Linked DNA regions of Homo sapiens: region 2 is linked to region 1. A link is an interaction called in ENCODE POLR2A ChIA-PET data of the cell type or tissue named here. Cell type or tissue: PC-3. All regions are shown on one strand. Each heading gives the region's core, and the rest is flanking DNA. Links, peaks and the distances in the headings are about the cores only.

What was found. ChIA-PET counts read pairs that join two places held together with the same protein. Peaks named below come from ENCODE experiments on the same cell type or tissue, not always from the same donor. Only the 100,000 strongest peaks of a DNase experiment are listed, where the experiment ranks them.
Region 2: POLR2A ChIA-PET joins it to region 1 with 10 read pairs; 2 of 35 experiments call an interaction of 5 or more read pairs at or near these places.

The regions. Positions count from the first base shown.
Region 1 is chr12:57,889,411-57,892,325 of GRCh38, reverse strand. All of the region lies in intron 1 of LOC283387 (a long non-coding RNA gene), which reads left to right. LOC124902948 (a long non-coding RNA gene) reads right to left here. Exons shown (of 2, transcript XR_007063336.1): 2 at 1,804-2,013. Among named protein-coding and RNA genes, the nearest start is that of CTDSP2, 44 kb to the right of the region's middle. RefSeq lists an enhancer at 2,406-2,700. In PC-3, for the core only: no CTCF peak of the experiment used is centred there; a DNase peak (open chromatin) is centred at 1,685; H3K27ac peaks cover 434 bases.
Region 2 is chr12:57,685,412-57,688,326 of GRCh38, reverse strand. No RefSeq gene overlaps it. Among named protein-coding and RNA genes, the nearest start is that of OS9, 7.3 kb to the left of the region's middle. In PC-3, for the core only: no CTCF peak of the experiment used is centred there; no DNase peak of the experiment used is centred there; H3K27me3 peaks cover 1,465 bases.

The DNA.
Region 1 (2,915 bases), core at 305-2,804:
CCCTGAAAGTTCACCAACCATCTCCCACCTCAGAAAACTTCTCACTGTTCCCTAAGTCCCAACTTAAACCATCTTCTCTCCAGCCTTCCCCTTCTCTTCTAGACCCTTCTACCCAAATTCCAAGTTCCTGGGGATTCATCTTGCAAAACAATTTGTCTTGCCTTCCGCATGCCCAGAAAGTCTCATTGTTCTCACCAGAGCGCTTCCCTATCAGGGTTCATCATAGCATAATCCTCAAAACAGAGGCATCTACCTCCAGGATAGATGCCAGCCCGCCCCTGGAATGATAAAGCACAGCATTTTGTTTTCTATGTAACACTTTCTTCCTATCCACCCGCCACCACCGCCCCCTTACATCTGGTACCCCTGACAGTCAAGAAATCCACCCCAAAATGTTCCTGTTTTCTTTTTCCTTTTTGCTCTTTCTTTCCTTTTTCTTTTCTTTACTCCTCTATAGGCATGGCACATCACTGATCAGCATTCCTGCTGCAGTCGAAATGGTGATCTAATTAAAAATAAGTCAGCATGAATCAGATACAAAAGCACAAAATATTGTATGCTTCCCCTTACATAAGGTACCTAGAGTAGCCAAATTCCCAGAGACAGAAAGTAGAATAGTGGTTACCAGGAGCTGGGGAGAGGGGAGAAAGGGGAGTTATTGTTTAGTGGGTGTGGAGTTTCAGTTTGGGAAGATAAAAAAGATGGAAAATGATCATGGTTGCACAATAGTGTGAATGTACTTCATGTCACTAAACTGTACACTTAAAAATGGTTAAAATGGTACATTTTATTTTATTATTTTTATTTATTTATTTATTTACTGAGACGGAGTCTCGCTCTGTCACCCAGGCTGGGGTGTAGTGGGGCCATCTCGGCTCCCTGCAACTTCTGCTTCCTGGGTTCAGGTGATTCTCCTGCCTCAGTCTCCCAAGTAGCTGGGACTACAGGCACCCACCACCACGCCCGGCTAATTTTTGTATTTTTAGTAGAGATGAGGTTTCACCATGTTGGCAGGCTGGTCTCGAACTCCTGACCTCAGGTGATGCGCCCACCTTGGCCTCCCAAAGTGCTGGGATTACAGGCGTGAGCCACCATGTCCAGCCAAAATGGTACATTTTCCATTATGTATACCTTACCACAATACAAACAATAATGTCAATAACATTCATTCTGACCTCAAGAGAGACCTGCCGTTAATTCCACAAATAAGGGCTTTTCCCTCAGCAACTTTGGATCATATCACTTCTGTGAACTCCTGTGCAGAGAGGCTGTGCCCAGGAGATCAGCCTCACCTGCCTCAGGCTTGGTGGTCAATCTTTCTGCTGACCCCACCCATGTGGCTGTAGACTTTATGCTCCCTTCCAAACTGATGGAAAACAGAAGAAGCACACAGCAGCTGCCACTGGAATAGGAGCCTTCAGACGTTGGTTTTAAGCCTAGTTCAGCTGTTAACTAGCTATGCGGCCTTGAACAAGTTATTTAATCTCTCTTTCAATATCCTTATAAAGAAAATGGAGAGGATAATAGCCGGTCCCCAGTGAAATAATGGATGCGAACAAACACACTTTGAGAAGTGTGTGCAAGCTGGTTTCATCATCTCTTAAACATCTCAGATATAAGAAGGAAGTTGCTACCTGGAAATAAGGAGGTAGACGGCAAATAGCTAAGTAAATACAACCTAAAAATACCACTTTGATCTTGGGCCAATGTCCCTGAATCATCATCCTCCTCAAAGATGGAATGAAGCAAGGTCCTTCACAGTCTGGTCTCTACTAAGAAAACCCCATTTTACTGAGACACTGATTTTCCCCATGATTCGCTTTTATTCAGAGCCAATATCCAGCTTTGTCCACAGGGTGCCCGCTGCGTTGCTTCACTGAGGTGAGGAGTGGGTTCTGAGCAGGAGCATCGTCGGGGAGGAGTGGGAACAGGACAGAGGGAAGGGCTGATTCCCAGGAGCACGTGTTCCCAACAAGGCCCTCTCATAACGTTCACAGCACTCGGGCATGTTGACTGTCAAAAGACAAATGAAAAGGTGACAGCATGAGTAGGGTAGATACAAGACTACAGTCTCATAAAAGACGGTGGCCTGATAGTGGCTTCAGATGGTGGCATTGGCTGCCCCTCAGTCTGGCTGCCAGCTGGTCCCGCTGCCCTGGCTCTGGTCCCTTGGGAAGTAAGAGGCAGCACTTCTTGTCAGGAAGTCTCTCTTTCCCTCAGGCCTTAGGAAGAAGTTCAGGTCCCCACAGCCCAGGTGAGTCCACACTCTTCCTCCCTCTGGCCTCCCCTGCCTCACCAGGACCCTCTCCTGTCCTTCTCTCAGCTGTCCCTTCCCACCTCCAGGGAATGCCCAGAGGCACAGGTCCCTGTACTCCACATCTCTGGCCCCAGCCACACTCAGGCCCGTCTCACACACCTCACAGTGACCCAGCTCAGCCCAGATGGAAGTCATCTGGTTAGGGCTTCAGACTGATTTCACCAACAGTGACGTTATGCTTGTCCACACCCATTCCCACATCACCTCCTTCCGAGTCCCCTTCCCACTCACACAGGCAGTGCCAAGAAGTGAAAATGGAAGCAGACTCAAAGAACCCAGGCTGGGGTTGTGTCTGGGGACACGACCAGGGCCCAGGGCTTGGACCATGGACAACTTCAGGCTCCGCCTTATCCAGCCCAGCCTCCCAAGCCGCTGCCACACCACAGCTGCAGAATCTGCAACCTACAGGAGCTCGCTTTTCACTTAAAGCCAAGGGAGGGGAACGGAGAGATTTCCCGCAAAGCCGTTCTCTCATAGGGTAGCCTGTTTCCCTGCTTCCCTCTGGGCCTCAGGACACTCAGGGTGGCCTGTCCTTGCTTCGGCCCCACAGCCTTCAATCCAAGCCAGCCAGGGGTGTCTGCGTATCACCACACCCCAG
Region 2 (2,915 bases), core at 143-2,642, 200 kb after region 1:
TCTTTAGTCCACCTTGAGTTGATTTTCGCATGTAGTAAAAGATAGGGGTCCAGTTTCGTTCTTCTGCACATGGCAATCCAATTTCCCCAGCACTGTTTATACCATTTGTTGAAAAGGATATTCTTTCCCTTGTGTGTGTGCCTGTGTGTATTTATTGATTTTTTGAGACAGGGTCTCGCATTGTCGCCCAGGCTAGAGTGCAGTGGCACAATCATGGCTCACTGCAGCTTTGACTTCCTGGGCTCAAGCTATTCCCCCACCTCAGTCTCCCGAGTAGCTGGGACTACAGGCACATGCCACCACTCCCAGATAATTTTTTAAATTAATTTTTTGTAGAGATGGAGCCTCACTATATTGCCCAGGTTGGCCCAGTGTGTGTTCTTGTCGACTGTGTCAAAGATCAGGCCAGGTATGGTGGCTCATCCCTATAATTCCAACACTTTGGGAGGCTAAGGCAGAAGGATCACTTGAGGCCAGGAGTTTGAGACCCGCCTGGGCAACATAGTGAGACCCTGACTCTACAAAAAATAAAATTAAAAAAATTAGCTGTGTATGGTGGTGTGTGCCTGTAGTCCTGAGCTACTCTAAAGGTGAAGCAGGAGGATTGCTTAAGCCCAAGAGGTCCAGGCTGCGGTGAGTCATGATCACACCACTGCACTGCAGCCTGAGCAACAGAGTGAGACCCTGACTCAATAAAAAAAAAATTTTGACTCTAAATATGTGCATCTACTTCTGGGTTCTCTACTCTGTTCCATTGATCTATGTGTCTATTTTTAAATGAATATCATGCTGTTTTGTTTACTATAGCCTTGTAGTATAATTTCAAGTCAGATAATGTGATGCCTCCAGCTTTGTTTATTTTGCTTAGGAAAGTTCTGGCTATTTGGGCTGTTTTTTTTTCCATATGAATTTTTTAGGATTTTTTTTTCTAATTCTGTGAAAAGTAACCTTGATATTTTGATAGGGATTGCACTGAATCTGTAGATTGCTTTAGATAGTATGGTCATTTTAACAATATTAACTCTTCCAATCAGTGAGCATGGGATGTTTGTGTCACCTACAATTTCTTTCATCAATGTTTTGTAGTTTTTCTTATAGAATCCTTTTACTTCCTTGGTTAATATATTCCTAGATATTTTATTTTTTGGTAGCTATTGTAAATGAGATTGCCTTCTTGATTTCATTTGCAGCTAGAACATTATTAGTGAATACAAACACTCTTGATTTTTGTACATTTATTTTGTATCCTGAAACTTTACTGAATTAATTGATCAAATCTAAGAGTTTTTTTGGTGCAGTTTTTTTGGTGGAGTCTTCAGGATTTTGTAGATATAAGATCATATTGCCAGGGGTGGTGACTCAACACCTGTAATCCCAGCACTTTGGGAGGCCAAGGCAGGCAGATCACCTGAGGTCGGGAGTTCAAGACCAGCCTGACCAACATGGAGAAACCCTGTCTCTACTAAAAATACAAAACAAGCCGGGCATGGTGGTGCATGCCTGTAATCCCAGCTACTTGGGAGGCTGAGGCAGGAGAATCGCTTGAACCCAAGAGGCAGAGGTTGCGGTGAGCCAAGGTGGTGCCATTGCACTGCATTCTGGGCAACAAGAGCGAAATTCCGTTTCAAAAAAAAAAAAAAAAAGATCATATCATCAGTGAACAGGGATAACTTGACTTCCTCTTTTCTAGTCTGGATACCTTTTATTTCTTTCTCTCTTGCCTGATTGCTCTGGCTAGGACTTCTAGTACTATGTTGAATCAAACTATAATTGAATTGTGAATCCAGAATAAAAACTATTTCAGACATGCAAGTTCTCAAATTATTGCTATTCCATGCACTGCTTTTCAGAAAGATAGAAGATTTATTATGCCAAGACAAATTAGTCAGTCAAAAAAAAAAAAGAGAGAGAGAGAGAGAAATGCATAAAGTCCAAGAAATGGGATCCAGCGATCCAGCACAAAAGAGACGAAAGTAATCTCCAGGACAATGGTGAAGAGAGATGCCAAGTTGTATAGCAGGACTAGAGATCAATTCATCAAAATTAGAGCAGTTCCAAAGGGTTTGAGAGTGATTTCTTTAAGAAATACATAGACTACCTAATGCATTTGAACTTAGGGAGAAGAGATTTGCATGAGAAGAGTTTGCAGATATATTAGTAGCAAGTTGGTAGAAAGCTAAGGAGGATAAAAGACAATGATTAATTCTATAAAAATAAAAGGTTGTGCTAGAAAAGCTAAACAGATTTCTGTTTTCTTCAATATAGTAGGTTAGGTATTCAATTGATACTCCCCCCTGCAAAAAAAAAACTAAAAAATGCTGGGGAAAATGGAAATATCTTCTTAAAAGCATGGTAGAGCCAAGAAGACAGTAAAGAATCAACAGGCCAAAATATAAAGGGGGTCAGAAACCTAAAGAAGTATTCAAAACAGCAGTCATATCTGCTTGGAGGGCATCCACCGCATATGCAGACTTGAGCTTTCTTTTCTAGAGGAAGGGATGGAAGACTCACCAGGGTGGAGAGTCTGAGAGGAGATTCCCTGCTGTACTGAACCTTCCCTTACCTCCCCATTTTCAGGGAACTGCAACAAAAGCTGCCTTGGTGTCAGCAGAGGAATTTGTGACCACAAGTGGGCCCTTACAGAAATTTTCAGTGTAATTTCAGATTCAGGTAGTTTAAAAACAGACAAACAAAAAAATCTGCTTAATTTGTACATTTAGTTTGTTGTAGTCCTGAAGAGGTGAGTATAATGTGCCCAGGCATGTGGCAGAAACAAATCCAAATCCACACTAGAAAAATGTCTTTTCATCCTAGCACCAAAGAATGCCTACAAGTCATTTTCCAAGGAAAATTAGTAGCACACACACACACACACACAAGGAGACCTCATAAATAAGAACCAAAAGAAATAACAA